Linked DNA regions of Homo sapiens: region 1 is linked to region 2. The links are chromatin loops, found by intact Hi-C in ENCODE. Cell type or tissue: natural killer cell. All regions are shown on one strand.

Region 1 (8,000 bases), 320 kb after region 2:
GAGTAGGTGGGGAGGAGGAGGGCTCTGGGCTTCAGAGTCTGTTTCAAGGCTCTTGAAATGCCTTACACTTCTCTCTTCTGAAAGAATGTTCCCGATGACTTAGGGTGCAGCTAAAAAGACATCAAAGAATAGCAGCAGGGGGCCAGGGAAGCTGGGGTCACTGGAGGCTTGCTTGGAAACTTCAGTTTCAGAAACTCAGTTTTTACAGTTCACCCAAGGATGATCTGATCGTAAGCAACTGATTTGGGGTTAGAAAAAAATGACAAAAACTGTACTAGAAATCACAGGATCAAAGTGTTGAATTTCTATTAGGGATAGACCTTTCCAGGGATCAAAATAGGGGAAAGTATTTCACATTCCACAGGTTTCGTCTCTTCCCACCCGTTCCACCGTCCTGACCCGATGCTGAGACTAAGGAAGTCAATGCGGAGAGTGAGTGAGGAGCTGAAATGTGAGCTTTGGCTCCCAAAGCAAGGCTAGTGATTTAGGAAGCGCCTCTTCCAAGCCACAGTAACCCAGATACCATATACATGATGGACTTTGCTTGGTAAGGGTGGAACCAGATCAAAGGATGCTGGTGGGCTTTTAAAAATTCACTTGCGTTGTGGCAGAATCTGAAGACCGATTACCTCCACTCTGTACATGTTGCTGACGAGGTAGAATGCCACTTCCCCAGGCAGAGTAGATGCACCCGTGTGTGCACGCACGTGCACGTGTGTGTGTGTTCCTTCTCTCCTTCCTCCTCTACTCCCTCTCCCTCCTTCTCCCCTATCTTCGGTCATCACCCAATAAACTTTCTTGTAGTACGCAGAACCAATCACTTTACTAAGAGTAAAGCTTATCTTTTGTTATTTCCTAAATTAATCCTTGAAAGAGTCTCTCGAGGAAATTTCTAGAAAGCACAGCACAGCAACTTCCTGACCCTAGGAAAGCCTGGATTTGTCAGGGACACAGTTCCACCCCATCCTAGACAGAGCATCCCCTGGGAAGACTTCCACAACCACAGGAAGTTTTGACCCACTGATTTGACTTGCTGGGCTTTTCCCGCATCAAAGATATCTTAATTCTGTATTTAAGAGTAGAAACATTTTAATTGGAATTTTAACAACACTAATGGATTTTTGTTGGAGAAGATGCTTTCTGAGGAAAAGACTAAGTCAATTTAAGACCATAATTTTCTCTATCGCACAAATTATTTCCAATTGTTTTCATTTAGATTGTTATTTCACTAAAATTCTTTTTATTGGAGTCATTTCTTCTCTGCATAAAATTTATAACTAAGATTTTTCACCAATCAGTATTATGAAAGCTGCCATTATGAATTTTTTATAGAACTATTATTTCTACTAAGAAAAATTTTTTTTGTGATTTGATTTTTTACCATATGCAATTTTGGGGGTCTTTTTGTTGGGTTTTTTTAAGGCAGTATTAATTTCATTTTCTGTTGTCAATATTCACCATAAAATGGCTTTAAAATTTGATGGTTTCATTGATTTGGTTTCATTGATTTTTGCCTAATGAGTAGTCTACTGGCTGTGGTTGATCTGTGATTGAATCTTCATACACTGCGCAGTCGCTTTGTGTACTGTATACTAGTTGTCCATACTGTTGAATATACACCCCTCCCCAAAAAAAAAAAATCTGGCAGGGTCAACATAGCAGGCATTAAAGGTGGCTAATTTGATTGCTTTTTGCCAGTTTTCTTTTCAGAAGGTGAGATTTTCTGAACATTTCCCCCAATTCATATTTGCATCTTTTTACTCACCTCCAATATCACCACAATTCATGCTTTGTGTCGTTTTTATTTGCAGTGGCCCTTTCAGCCTCTCACGCACTCTGACTAGGCCATGGAGGTCCATGCAGAATGGATTGCACCTGCCGGTGTGGGGGTCCTTGCTGCCTCTCCCATCCTCCCTCCGTGCTGCTTTCCGCCCTGTTCTTGTTTTTGTTGTTGTTGTTGTTGTTTGTTTGTTTGTTTGTTTGTTTTGAGACTGAATTTTGCTCCTGTTGCCCAGGCTGGAGTGCAATGGCGCGATCTCAGCTCACCGCAACCTCTGCCTCCCGGGTTCAAGCAATTCTCCTGCCTCAGCCTCCCGAGTAGCTGGGATTACAGGCATGCGCCACTATTCCCGGCTAATTTTGTATTTTTAGTAAAGATGGGGTTTCTCTGTGTTGGTCAGGCTGGTCTCGAACTCCCAGCCTCAGATGATCTGCCCGCCTGGGCCTCCCAAAGTGCTGGGATTACAGGCTTGAGCCACTGCAGCCAGCCTCTGGCCTGTTCTTGACCGTCACTGTGATGCCGCCTCAGTAGCCTTTGGGCTTCCTCCTTCACTACCAGCTTAAGCACTTACCTGTGACCATGAAATGAAATATTCCTCGTGCTTTTACCATGTGTCTGTGTGATGGGTCTGCTGGGCCCTGATGAACAGGCCAGACAGTGTTCATGGCTGTTGTTGATGAAGCGTCTCTCCCCGTGTAGGATGTGGCCGCGGCATTTGCCCACCATCTGTATCCTGTTATACCTGTGAGGATGCCAGTGCTTGGGAGGAAAGGGGTTTGCCAGAGGTCACTTGGCCAGAGCTGGGAGTCCAACACCTGCCTATCTGATATCACAGCGTGTGCTCTTACCCGCTGCACAGTGCTGCCCACCTCCTGCTGCCTGAGGAGCCAGGCCCTGAGGAAGCCATGCTTGGCTCCCTGGAGCAGTGGCACTTCCCCTTCCCATGGACCACATCCTCTCTCCCCGGTACAGCCTCGAGCTTCGAAACAGAAAGCCGAGCCTAGTATGCCGCGGCCGGCGGGCTTGGTTCTCAAATCCTGGGCTCCAGTGGGTGTAGCAGGAAGAACTTCGGGGAATTTCCAGACAATCTAACTCCCCTCTTGGAGCTTCTTGAAGATTCAGGGGCCTTTTTCTAGTGGGACGCTCACTGATGTCTAGATGTTCCGTGATGTTTGAGGCAAGGGAGAGTGGGGGAGTCCCATCGTGCCGGACATACCTTCTGGAAGAGACAAAGGCTTCTAAAAAGGTACATCCTAGAAAAAAATGTAGCTTCCTTGTCTGGGGGAAGTGCCAGAACCATCTAGAGTGCATGGATGCCAGGAAGTGGGGCAGTGAGACTCCTGCACAAGGTCAGGGTGGCAGCTCGGGATGTCGAGATTCCGATGTCCCTTTAACAAGAAACCCCAGCCTGGGAGAACTGGAAACCAGATGTCACAACTCAAAATTATGGTATTTGGGGAAATACCACAAGATTTTGAAGGGTCTGATTCTAAGGGAAGGAGGGAGCCAGAGATGTTTTTCCACAGGATTTGGAAGGATGTGTGGTTTTCATCCAGGACATTCAAGGAAGCCAGTGTTATTTATTCTTCCTATGGAAATCCAAACTTGTGGGAATGTACCATGTGTTGGAATTGAAGCCATTGTCTGATGCAAACATATTTCCGTGATTTTGAAGTTGGCGACATTACTATACACTGATTGGCATGGGGACTTAGGAGGACAGCTCCAGAAAGCTGTCTTGTAGCTCCTGTCTCCTGGTGGACGTCCTTCACAGAATTGTCTTCTTGGTCCTCTAGAGAGCTTTGTGGGTGGAAAGTGGCATTTTCCTCCTTACAGGAAGAGAAATTGAGAGAAGGGGGTTATTTCACTTGATGAGATCACACTTTGGTGCTCAGCCTGCACTGAGCCTAGGAGTGTGAATTCCTAAGTTCACATAGGCATTCTAGAGAGACCACAGCATCACATAGTCATTCTAGCTAGCGACCGCAGCATCACACAGACACTCTAGAGAGACCACAGCATCACAAGACACGCTAGAGAGACCACAGTGTCACACAGGCATTCTAGAGAGACCACAGCGTCACACAGGCATTCTAGAGAGACCACAGTGTCACACAGACATTCTAGAGAGACTGCAGTGTCACACAGGCATTCTAGAGAGACCACAGTGTCACACACACGCTCTAGAGAGACCACGGCATCACACAGGCACTCTAGAGAGACCACAGCGTCACACAGGCACTCTAGAGAGACCACAGCGTCACACAGGCACTCCAGAGAGACCACAGTGTCACACAGACACTCTAGAGAGAACACGGTGTCACACAGACACTCTAGAGAGAACATGGTGTCACACAGACACTCTAGAGAGACCATGGTGTCACATAGGGATTCTAGCGACCACAGTGTTTCCCCTCCTGAATGTCCCTCTTTGTGTAGTTTGTGTACCTGTGTAAAGATGTGAAATCTCCTCTGTAGAATTGATGAACTCCTCCCTAAAGCCAGGATACCACTTCCTTTCAGGTAAGGGGAAGTCTATCTTTCTCTTACTGCACCAATGTCACTTTCTTTAGAGTTTGTGTTGAGCTGGCACGATGATGGCGTACAGCAATGTTGACATGCTCTGCTAAAACACAGAATATACTGTGATTATAATCAGTTCTTATATACAGGGCCATGGAAGGGGAAGGATGATGGCATAACCAGGGTGAGGAGAAGGTCATCCTGAGGGCAAGGAACACAGAGGTTGTGGTGTAGTGGGGAGTAAAGGACCAAGTGGCATGAAGAGGATGGAAAACTTGGGACCACATGCATGGTTCAAGAATACAGTCAAAGCATGGAGAGAGTGGTCTGGAGCATGTTAGTGAAAATTCCAGGCCCACCCCTACCCAGCCAAGGGCATCAAGAGAGGTGATGACTTGTGGGTCTGTCCATCTCTCACAACAGCTTTCCGTGTCCCCTCCCTTCCTCCTGGGGTGCTGGCCACTGCAGGGCTCTGAGTCATGGGACATTCCAGCTTAAAGGGACCTCAGCAGTCATGGAGGTCACCCTGGACAACTCCTTTGGTTTACAGATGAGTAAACTGAGGCTCAGAGACAGGTGTAACTCCACCCACTGACAACAGAGCCAATCAGTGACAGGCCTGGGACCCTGGCATGGGGTCTGGTTCCAAGTCCAGGTATATATAGCCCTCCTTTAACTTCCTGGCTCCTGAAACAGAATATCTAAATCTTTGCTACTCAAACTGAGGCCCATGGAAGAGTAATGTCAGCATCGCCTGGGAGTTATTAGAAATGCAGACTCTTGGGCCCTGACTCACCTGGTAAATCAGAATCTGCATTGCAACAAGACCACAGGTGAGTCACCTGAATGTGAGAAGCACAGCCCTGGGGCCTTTCCACGTCCCTCCTGTGACCTTCCTCTACAGCATAGCCTCTGCTTCCTCTCCACTGCAACTCCCAGGACTGTCGTATTTTCAGGAGTTTTGCTAGCTACAAGTTCCTCTACTTTGAGCGTTCTGTTTAATCACCTCCCTCCCTGCAGTGCCTGTGAGATAAATAGCGTCTTATTCCTTATTATTACATATTTAAAATAGCCATATGAACTTAGTCTATGACTTTGAGAAGTGTGTTGACTTCTTGGGGCCTTAGTTTCAGTGTCTGTAAAATAGACCCACTGAGTGCAAAGAGCCATTCCAGCGTTATCATTCCATGATTCTAGAAATAAATCCCTCTTTCTCCTTTGCTTGGTTGTGAAAATCTGGGAACCTAAATACTTTAGAGGATTATTTCGACGGTTCCACTGCTTAAACAGAAGAAATGACGTCTTCTGTTAATTTTAAAATGCAAAGCTCCGTGCACACCCATGTAAATTCAACAAGCAAACTGTAGGTACTGCAAAATAAGATATTTCAATGACTCACTGGAATATTACTATCATTAGTAGTGTAACTGGCGTATTTGGGAGGATAAAGCAAGATGATGGAACGGTAGCTCTTTTGAGTGAGTGAGGGAGTGAGTCAGTCAGTCAGTTGGGTTTTAGAAGGAAGCCAGAGATGAAACCCTTCATGCAGAGTCGGCAGGGCAGGGCAGGCGGCACATTGGGCACAATAATCTCTGGAACAGCCCTCTGCAGTGGATGTGCTGGGCGTGAGGAGGAGGGGAGGCCAGATGGGCTTTTCAGGAGAAAAACCCCCCTGGAGGATGTTAATCAGGGGAGTGGGCAGCTCTTTGTGCTTGGGAAGTGGGAGGCATTTTTATTCCAAGTGTGGAGGTAACATGAAAGGCAGCTCAGGAACAAAAGGAAGCAAAGGACTCAATGAGGACGGAGGAAATGGACCAAGGCAAGGAGGTGTGGCGGGACCTGTTTGGGAGGAGACTGACCTGGGAAGACTGAGCAGGTGCAACGGCATGGAAAAGAGTCCCAGCCATGCTGAGCCCAGGAGGGGACTTAGAGAGCAGAGGCTGCTGCCTCAGAAGCCAGGCCTTCCCTGCAGAGCCTCTCAGGGACAGCTTGTTTCCTAGCGGCCCCAGGAGCCTTCTACACCCTGCCTTATAATACACATCTGCAAGTTTTTGGTGGCTGGAGTTGTGACTGGGAATCTGATCTAACCTAGAGCCATCTGCCAAACTACACACTCAGACTGTCCCTGATTACCTCTCACACCTCATTGTTAAAATTATTCAGGACATTTGTTAAAACATGAAGGCAGACTGTATTCAGGGAGACCATGCAGGGTCATAGGGACCAGTGCAGTGGGGTTTGCAGTAGGGAAGAGGCATTGGGCTCCGCTCCAAATACAGCAAGGAACAGTGGGAATTTACAGCCAAGGAGCAGAGTTGGGAGCAGTGGATGGAAGACTACTAAAAGGAAGCCTCAGGGCTGAGGGGGCTTCTGGCTAAACCAACCTAACCAGATTCCAGGCGAAGGCAGGCCAGGGTGGTCAGAGATTCCCTGGGGGATGGTGGGGGATGAGGAGCCCCATTGAGTAGCAAAGGGGATCAGATATTGAGGGTGAGGGTTCTGGCTAACTCGACTCAGCAGGACTTTTGCTAAAATTGAGCATTGCAGAAACAGACATAGAAGCCCCCAAATCAGGGCCTCGCTGGGAAGAGCACTCAGAGATGCCTGACTAGAGTTTGGCAAGGATGGGATCTTCCTTATCACGGATGCCTTCAGGTCATCCACATGTTCACACACTCTGTGAAAATAGGACTTTGCTGAGGTGTCCTCTTTGGGGTCCACATGCACATCTGTGATATTACTGAGACTCTGCCATAATAATCACCCTCCGAACCCCTGTCATGATCAAACCAACTCACCCTTTGCCTTCCCGGTGACCTTTCTCACTTCTTTACTTTAGACTCGTATGCTGGGGGGTGGGAGAGGGCTGGGGGGAAATACAGCCTGCTCTGGGGGAGCTGTATCTCCCTTCCCTCTGTGCCCTGGAAAACTTACATGTAAGGATGGGAGATACATTAACTGTTTATTTTGTGTTTCTGGTAGATAAGTTCTGAGATTAAGAATCATTGCCTACAAACATGAGTTGATTGATGGCTACCATGTAGTTGAAAGTCTGACATGGGCAGCACTCAGAGCCTAGCGGGTACTTAGAGAGAGGACAGGGAAAGCAGACGGAGGTGCCACCGGGATGAGTGGAGTTGTCCCATGAGGGCTCTTCCTGCCACCATGTTTGGTAAGGAAGAAATTCCCCATAATTTTCATCTGTCCAAATTTACCTTCCAAGGCTTTTAGAGAAAAAACTTGGCTGACATAGATAGACAGAAGCGAACACCATTTATTCAGAAACTGTAGATAAAGCTTTCTAGGAGAAAACACAAGTCCAAGTGGGTGAATGCCATGTTACATACCACCACAATTTGGAGCGTCCACTTTTTAAAAATCTCTTCATTTTCCTTTAAGGATGGAAACTCGAAGTCTAAGTGTCCTGGAGTGAATGAGGGAGTGGTTCTTTACATTCAGTAGAAATTAGCAGAATAGAAGTGGGCTAAAATCTTCTGCTGCCTTCACCAAACCCAAATATAACACCCTTGGTGGACGATGAGTGGCAGCTCCACTAGGAATGTAAGGCAGGCCGTAGGCGAGACGGCACGAGTTCTAGCAGTGACATTTAAAAAGTAAAAAAGCATATTTTTAAAAGTAAATTAATTTTAATAGTATATTTTACTTAAGCCAGAATATCCCAAATATTATTTTGATG
Region 2 (8,000 bases):
ACGCCTTGCCTGGACCACAGGAGACATTCAATGGCAGCCCAGGACAAGGCCAACACCAACTTTGAGGCCTTTCATGTGGCAAGGGCCCCGGGCACGCCATCATCATTGCTGAGAGTGATTGTGTGCTCACATGTGTGTGTGTCAGTGGCACGAGCTGCAATCCAGTCCCCATACCGAAGCCCCCCAACACACAGCGGATGCAGAGTCCAGAGACCCCCCCAGCTCCTGAATCTTCTCCTTCCCAGTCATGGATACCTTGAAGTCAGGCTCAGTCCTTCAGGTCGGGCTCTGATCTCTATTATCGGAGCCTAGGTGGGCACACGCTTTAGGAGGGGGCAGTGCAGGGCCCCTGCTTTGAATTCCAGGTGCAGCCACGTTACAGGGAAGTCAGCTGTGCTCGGGAAGTGTGTGACCTTATGTTTTTGCTGCACCTCAAAAGAAAACTTTACACTTTAAATTAACAGCATGTCCACTGCCAGTATTTGTGGTTACTCCCTGCAACGTAAATCTCTTTTAGAGATGTGTGAGAACAGCATACGTAATGAAACATCAACGTGAAACTTGATTTAGAGTGCCTTTTCATTAATATAACAAATGAAGTGGACCAAAAATGGAAAGTATATTCCTTTGGGCCTAATTAAAACACTGAACAAAACACATGTATGTGTATATTTTAAATGAAGACATTCAGTAGCTAGAATTAGCTACAAAAATTAATTCAAATTGAAAAGTACATTATGAGTGCATTGTTGTTATTAACATAGCCAATATGCTTCCTCTGAGATATCTCCAATAATGTGCACCTGATTTAGTGCCTGTGTGATGTGACAGGCAGGCTTTGCTTTAAAAATACCGCACACACAACAAAGTTGGCCCACCGGGGGACCTCGCAGCTGGTTTAACTGCGCTGTCTTTTGGCCAGAGGAGGATTTCCAGGCAGAGTGTAGGAGTCAGAGTGAGGATGTCCTCTCTGACTGCGGGGCTCTTATCCTCAGTCCAGCTTCTGAGGGCCTGGCCAGAGCTGGGGAAGGGGCAGGCTCTGTTGAAACGGAGAGGTGTATTGAGGGGTCAGGGCCTGGAAGGCCCAACCTGGCATCCAGGAACACGTCTCTGATGGTGGCCAGGAGATACGTGGAGGGTACCAGGGGATAGGCGTGAAGGACAGTGGCCTGAGTGGAAAGACGGTCTGATTCCACGCCGAGTTGAGGGCAGGGAGTCGGTGCAGTGTTGGCCATGACCCCTCAGCCCCAGTCCTGCAGAAGCAGGGCACTGAGGGGGCGCACACAAACTTAGGGAGGGGCCCCAGCCCAAGGCAGGATGCTGGGAGCCCACCTTCTGAAGGGTGGCAGGTGGCCCCCCCCAGTGACAATTCTGGTTGATGGCAGAAGACACCCCAGAGGCCAGGCCACCTGACAGAGAGGTCCCTCAACCATTGGGGACCGGGCTTTTTTTCTCGGCTCTGGAGCAGAACTCCTTAACCTAGCCTTTAGGGACGCAGATCGGCCTCCACACTTGGTGGGAAATGGACCCGAGGAGCCAAAGATGTGAAATAAGGGCCTGGAGAAGTTCTGGAACACGCTGAGCTCCATGCAAGGGTGGCAGGTGCCCTTCAGGGACTGCTGATGTGAGGACGCAGCTAGGAATGGAGGACGCTCTCCAAACAGGGATGGGAGGTTTGTGTTTACTGTGGGTCCACCTAGAACTCCTGGCTGGCCAGCCCTGGAACCTCAGTACTTACCTGGAAATGGAAACACCAATAGTATCTATGCTCTTGGATTGATGTGAGGATGAAATTAAATACTTCATGTGAAGTATCATTCCTCAGAGTAGTAAGAGCTGCAAAATTGTTAGTCATTATTCTTGTTACTCCACAAGTTACTGGCTCCTATTCCAGCCCCTGGGGACTGCAAGAAAGTCAAGGATCAGAACAATAACTGACATTTGTACAGGGCTCTGTAATTCACAAATCACTCTCCTTTAAACGGGCAACGACGTACGCCAATTATCATTCTGATCTTCACTGGGGAAACTGAGGCTCAGAGGGCATGTGACTTCCCCAGCATCACACAGCTATGAAGGATAGATGCAAGCTCCAATCCGAGTCCCTTGTTCCTCCTCCTGTACCTCCCACCCTGAAGGCAGGGGAGGGGGTTCCCTTGGAAGAACCCAGAGAAAGCTTTACAGAACTGTGGCCCTCTCCCTCACAGGCTGGGACAGAAGAAACGAAGCCAGGCAGGACAGGTGCAGACTGGCAGGAGTGAGCTGACCAGGGTCTCCCCTGGAACCCTTTGTTCTGATCAGCAACTGGCTTTATTCTCATGCAGTAGGAACACTGGTTTTCATGGTGATGGGAGGACCCAAGGTCCCAGGTCAAATCTCCCCATTTCTGGGTGATTTATTGGAAGATTGGCGGCTGCTACCCAAATCTTTGTATTTAATCGGATGAAGAGGCACAAAGTAAGGAATTCTTGGATCTCAAGTTGTCAGAATGGGGCCTTCTGCATTTGCTGATGCTGAGTCCCTTTCCAGGAGCACATGTCCAGGTAAGCAGACACCACCCAGCCAGGTCTTTTCCCAGGCTGGCTCCAACAAGAGGCCTTGTGTGTGTGATCAGCAGTGTTCCCTGCACCGTGTGGCTGCTAATGGTTTGGTGAAGCTAACGTTCTCCATGAACAGGCCCAAAGAGCTTCCCTTCTCCACCTGGCCCTGGTCCCAGCTTTCATCTCAGCAACATAGAAGGATTGTAACACCTGCTGCTGCCCGGTGAGTGACATCTCCCACAAGTCCAGGCTCAGGATTGGGTCCAGATGAGGGTGTGGAGGAGGCTTGCCTATTGGAGATTTTGAGAAAAGACTAAGGTGGAAAAGGTTGGTTGGGCCTCTTTGTTCTGAAAGACAGTGACCTAGTCCCAGTCTTCAGAGGTTGAGAGGGACACAGGCTTGTTTGCAAATAGCAAGACAATTGCATGGGGACACTAGCGTTTGTTTGGGTGTGTACAGGAAGCCCTGCTCACACCTGGGGAAATGGACTTTGAAGACTCATTGCTACCCCAACAAGTGATGGGGACAGAAAAGATCACTGGGCTCAAGGGCTACTAGTTTTGTTGTGGTTGTGTTTTGTTTTGTTTTGTTTTGTTTCGAGATGGAGTCTCACTCTGTCGCCCAGGCTGGAGTGCAGTGGCACTATCTCAGCTCACTGCAACCTCCACCTCCCAGGTTCAAGCGATTCTTCTGCCTCAGCTTCCTGAGTAGCTGGGACTACAGATGAGCACCACCACGCCTGGCTAATTTTTGTATTTTTAGTGGAGATGGGGTTTCACCATGTTGTCCAGGCTGGTCTCGAACTCCTGACCTCAGGTGATTTGCCCACCTCGGCCTCCCAAAGTGCTGGGATTACAGGCGTGAGCCACGTGCCCAGCCGGCCACTGGGTATTTTTAAGAACCAAGGAGAGAGGAGGTTTTGAATGGCAGAAGATTAGAAGACTAGACCCAGCTGCTGAAACAAAGGCCAGGTGGTGGGGCCCTCCAGTAGGGACCCCCAAACCACTGGCTGGTTCTCACCATTAGGTGCTTTCACTGGCCTCTGCCTTTGCATGCACTGTTCCTGGCCTGAAACACCCTTCACCTCACTCTTGGCCTTCAACGCTTAACCTTCATTGAACACCATGTGGATTTGAGTGACATTCCAAGATTTGGAGCAGATTGAATTTGGTGTTGAGAGGAGCAAGAGAGAGAAAGACGTCAAAATAAGTCAAATGTGTTCCTACTGGTGTATTGCAACTTGTAGTGATGCAGGAAGTGGGGAAATTGGAAAGGAGGGAGTTTGTGGGGGAGGAGATGCTCTCCTTCTTTGAGCAGGGTGGATTTCTCCGGCCAGTGACACAGTCATTGAGGACAGCCAAAGTCATCAAGAAAAGACACAGTGAGAACTCAGCCTTGGGGGTGGTGACCTGGGAGTCCCTGGGTTGCTAGTTAGTGGTCAGAACTGGGCCTGATGGACAAACTCAGGCAAGGTAGGGGTTAGGTGGGGACCAAAGCAGGCCAGGCTGATGGTGGAGTGCGCAGGGCCAGGCACCCTCCCTGGAGGCATCAGCCTGGGCTTGCTTTACTACTCTGGAAGGGAACCCAAGCCCCAGGACGCTAAATCTTATGCCAATGTTCAAATATAACCATTTCTTTCTTTTTTTTTTTTTTTTTTTTGAGACGGAGTCTCTCTTTGGAGTGCAGTGGCGCCATCTTGGCCCCCTGAAACCTCCGACTCCCTGGTCCAAGCGATTCTCCTGCTTCAGCCTCCCGCGTAGCTGGGATTACAGGCATGCGCCACCGTGGCCAGCTAATTTTTGTATTTTCACTAGAGACAGGGTTTCACCATGTTGACCAGGATGGTCTCGATCTGCTGACCTTGTGATCCGCCCGCCTCGGTCTCCCAAAGTGTTGTTGGGATTACAGGCATGAGCCACCACGCCGGACCAAATATAACCATTTCTAAAAGCATTCCTCAGCGCTTGGAACTTGCGAGCTGATGGCTTTTGGTGGAGCCCAGGAGGGGCGCTGTGGGGCACAGACGTGTGCGGGGCCGGCAGCTGCGGAGAGAGCAGCGCACCCCAGCCTTCAATTCCCCGCCGAAGATGGGACTCTGCCCAGAGCCGAGGCCCCTGGCTGCTGCCCCGCTCCCTTGCGGCCGCAGTGACACTCAGAGCCAGATTCCTCAGACAATCTTCACTCCTCCGTGGTGGCTGCCTTGGGAGGCGTTGCGGGGTGAAGGAAGTCGCAGCTGGTCCCAAGCAGTGGGGAGGGCAGGACAGGGAGTAAGACACCGCCTTCCTGGGGTGCACACGGAGGAGGGGCGCTGCCCAGGAGCGGAGGGGAGGGGAGCGGAGCGCGGAGAGGAGACCGGTGCCAGACTTCACCCGCCTAGCTCTCGGAACCCCCGGGGGCCGCGCTCGGCTCCGCCTGGGGGCTACCGGTTCTGGGCCAGGAGAAGAAGTGGCATCCGCGGGGCAGGGCGGGCGGTGACGGCCGGCTCAGGTGGCGGCCCCACCCCAGCGCCCTTCAGCAGGCCTGGGTCGGTCGGCCTCGGACCCCGTAGGCGCCGGCGGAGCTGGCGGCAGGGACCCGACAGCTCTGCCGCGGACTCCGCAGGGGACATCCCCCACCCTGGCGGCCCACCCAGGCGGAGCGCGGCGGGGACCGTGCATCTAGCGCGCCCTGGTGACCTGCGGGCCGAGGCGGGCTGTGGGGCTTGGCCCCGCGACTCAGCCTTCCGGGCCCACAGCGGCCCTGACCCGGGAAGTGCGGAGGTTTGGCCGCCTTCAACAGCACCTGCCAGGCCACTGGGAGCAGCGGGGGAGAAGTGGGCTCGCACACCGACGGCCTCCCGGGTTCGGCGGGGACGACCCGAGCTAGGAGCCCGCGGGGGCCGTGGGAGCTGCTCCGCCGAGGTGGACCCGGGGCGCCCGCACCCCTCACCTTCTTTCCGTGGGGTCCGGGGCCAGGGACGCAGCGGGGGACGGCGGGCATCAGCCGGGCAGCGCCCGAGCCGTCCCTGGCCGGGTCCCCACACCTGCGTGCTCGGGCATCCCCAGGGTCGGGGGCGCGGTGAATCGTGGTCCCCGCAGCCCGGGGCCCGCCAGGCCCGCGGAGTCAGCCCACCCTGGCGAGGGGCCCAGGCACCCGCATTTAACCAGTCCCGACCTCGGCACGTGGCGGCGCCGGTGTCGCAGACTCGGGCCCACTTCTGGGAGCTTTGGTGCGAGGGGGAAAGTGCCCCTGCGGACGGGCTCGGGTGCCCGGTGCTGCCCCGCCGCCATCCCCGGCACGCAGAGGTGGAGAATGCCAGGCAGCCTGCCGTCCTAATTGGAAGTGGATGTTAAAGAGGAGAAATTCAGTTTTGTCAGTGAAATGTCACGGATTTCGAGTCTCAAGCCCACCCCTAGCCCTTTGGTATTTGACTATCTTTATCCTTGGCAGTGTGTGATTCCCATGTTTCAAAGAAAGAACTTTAAAGGTTCATAAAGCTCCAAAGATTTCAAATAGCTCTTTTAAAAGCACTTTGATGGTTTAAATGCAGACACATGAATTACATATCTCTTAAATTACACAGGGTTTTAAATCTAAGGGAAAATGTCTTTGGCAAAATGAATTGGGGTTTTGTCTTGTGTAGGTAGGTTTTGTGTGTGTGTGTGTGTGTGTGTGTGCGCGCGCGCGCGCGCGCAACATTCAGATCCATACTGGGTGGGGGAAGGGAGGCAGCTGGTGAGGATGCAGGGCTGCCTGCCACCTGGCCCCTGCTCTCTCACAGCACACGGGGCACGCGCTGGTCTGGGCCCTGTGTGATCCTCTCAGGTGAGGACAGCCATGTGGCCACATCTGACCCCTGAAGGTCAAAAGGATAAACTCCTCTAGGGAGGGCGTGCCTCCTCTCTTCATACCCTCCCCGCTCAGATCAGCGGTGAATGGGGGAATGAATGATACAAACAGCTCATGGAGGTACAATCACATCTCCACTCACAACGCCTGCAGCTGGCCCGTGACCAGCAGCAACTGATCTAAAGATCAATCTCACCGGTCAAACCTTCAAGAAAACAGCAGTAAACAGAGACTCGGAGCCTAGGAGGGGGCAGTTTGGTACAGCAGTCCCGGTTTATCCACAGTTTCACTTTCCGTAGTTTCAATAACCAGTAGTCAACCGTGGTCTGAAAATTGGTGAGCACAGTGTAATATATTTTGAGAGAGAGGGAGACCACATTCACATCACTTTTATTACAATATATTGTTGTAAATGTTCTATTATTGTTGGTCATCTCTTCCTGTGCCTAATTTATAAATTAAACTTAATCATAGGTATGTATGTATGTATAGGAAAAAACATAGCATATATAGGGTTTGGTACTATCCAAGGCTTCAGGCATCCCCTGGGGGTCTTGGAAAATATCCCCCACCAATAAGGGGAACTTACTATATTGTGAATACTCACGCAGGGTCAGGCTGCATGGGCTTGAATTCCTACTCTGCTACTTATTATCAGGGTGACCTCTCTAATCCTCAGTACCCTCACCTATAAAATGGTATCATAGTGGCCCCTATGGCACTGGATTATTATGAGGATTGTTCTAGATATATATGAAGCTCTTAGCAAACGGCCCACCCCACAGGCACCTTTGAGATGGTGGTGATAGAGAGTATAATAGATGAGGGTGATAGTGGTTATGGTGATGGTGGTGATGAGGGTGGTGGTGATGGTTGTGGTGAGGATGAGGGTGATGGTGATGATGATGGTGATGATGGTAAGGATGGGGGTGATAGTGGTGGTAGTGGTTATGGTGATGGTGATGATGAGGGTGGCAGTGATGGTGGTGGTGGGGATGAGGGTGATGGTGATGGGGGTGGTGGTAGTGATGATGATCAGGATGGTGATGAGGTGGTGATGGTGAGGATCAGGGTGACGTTGTGGTGGTGATGGTGGTCACCCCACAAGCTCTCAGCAACTGGGTCCCAGTGTTATCGCTAGACTCTCCTGGTGTCTATACCTCCTGTCTGCACCAGGTGTTTTTGTGCACAGCATGTCTCATCACCCCATCCTGTTAGTGGTGAGCAGCCCCTCCTCCCAGGCCTGAGAGATTCATCTGTTGATGAGGCGGATGGGCAGAGGGAAGACCTCCTGCTGTGCTCAGGCAAATCAGACTTTGCCAGGGAGTCCTGAACAGTCTTGTGCATGTATGAGCAATGGTAGAAAAGAGGATCCTCTAAACTATTTCTTAGAACAATAAGCTTGGGAATGAGATTTGCCTAGACGAAAGGGTTTCAAAGGCAGCTTTTAGGGGTCGGTTCTTCCATAGAAGCAGGACATATCGGCAGGCCCTGTGGAGGGGCCAGGTCCAGTCACACATCTTCCTGTTTCCCACTCTTCCCAGGAGCCCTTTGCACAGAAAGAGAAGTTTCCTCAATCACATCTCATCCCATCCCCAGGAGTTCTCGGTCTCTCTCCCTTGCCCTTGATTG

Evidence for each region. Peaks named below come from ENCODE experiments on the same cell type or tissue, not always from the same donor. Only the 100,000 strongest peaks of a DNase experiment are listed, where the experiment ranks them.
Region 1: it touches region 2 in a loop (6-fold over the local background); 2 of 110 quality-filtered maps call a loop at or near these places.

The regions. Positions count from the first base shown.
Region 1 is chr6:157,546,477-157,554,476 of GRCh38, forward strand. The region is part of intron 2 of ZDHHC14 (zDHHC palmitoyltransferase 14); the gene reads left to right. Among named protein-coding and RNA genes, the nearest start is that of MIR3692, 21 kb to the left of the region's middle. RefSeq lists a silencer at 3,687-3,887 and an enhancer at 5,745-6,567. In natural killer cell, no CTCF peak of the experiment used is centred here; a DNase peak (open chromatin) is centred at 3,885; H3K27ac peaks cover 2,298 bases.
Region 2 is chr6:157,231,145-157,239,144 of GRCh38, forward strand. No RefSeq gene overlaps it. Among named protein-coding and RNA genes, the nearest start is that of TMEM242, 88 kb to the right of the region's middle. RefSeq lists an enhancer at 13-513. In natural killer cell, a CTCF peak has its summit at 4,541; DNase peaks (open chromatin) are centred at 4,577, 5,197 and 7,397; H3K4me3 peaks cover 657 bases; H3K27ac peaks cover 846 bases; H3K27me3 peaks cover 2,859 bases.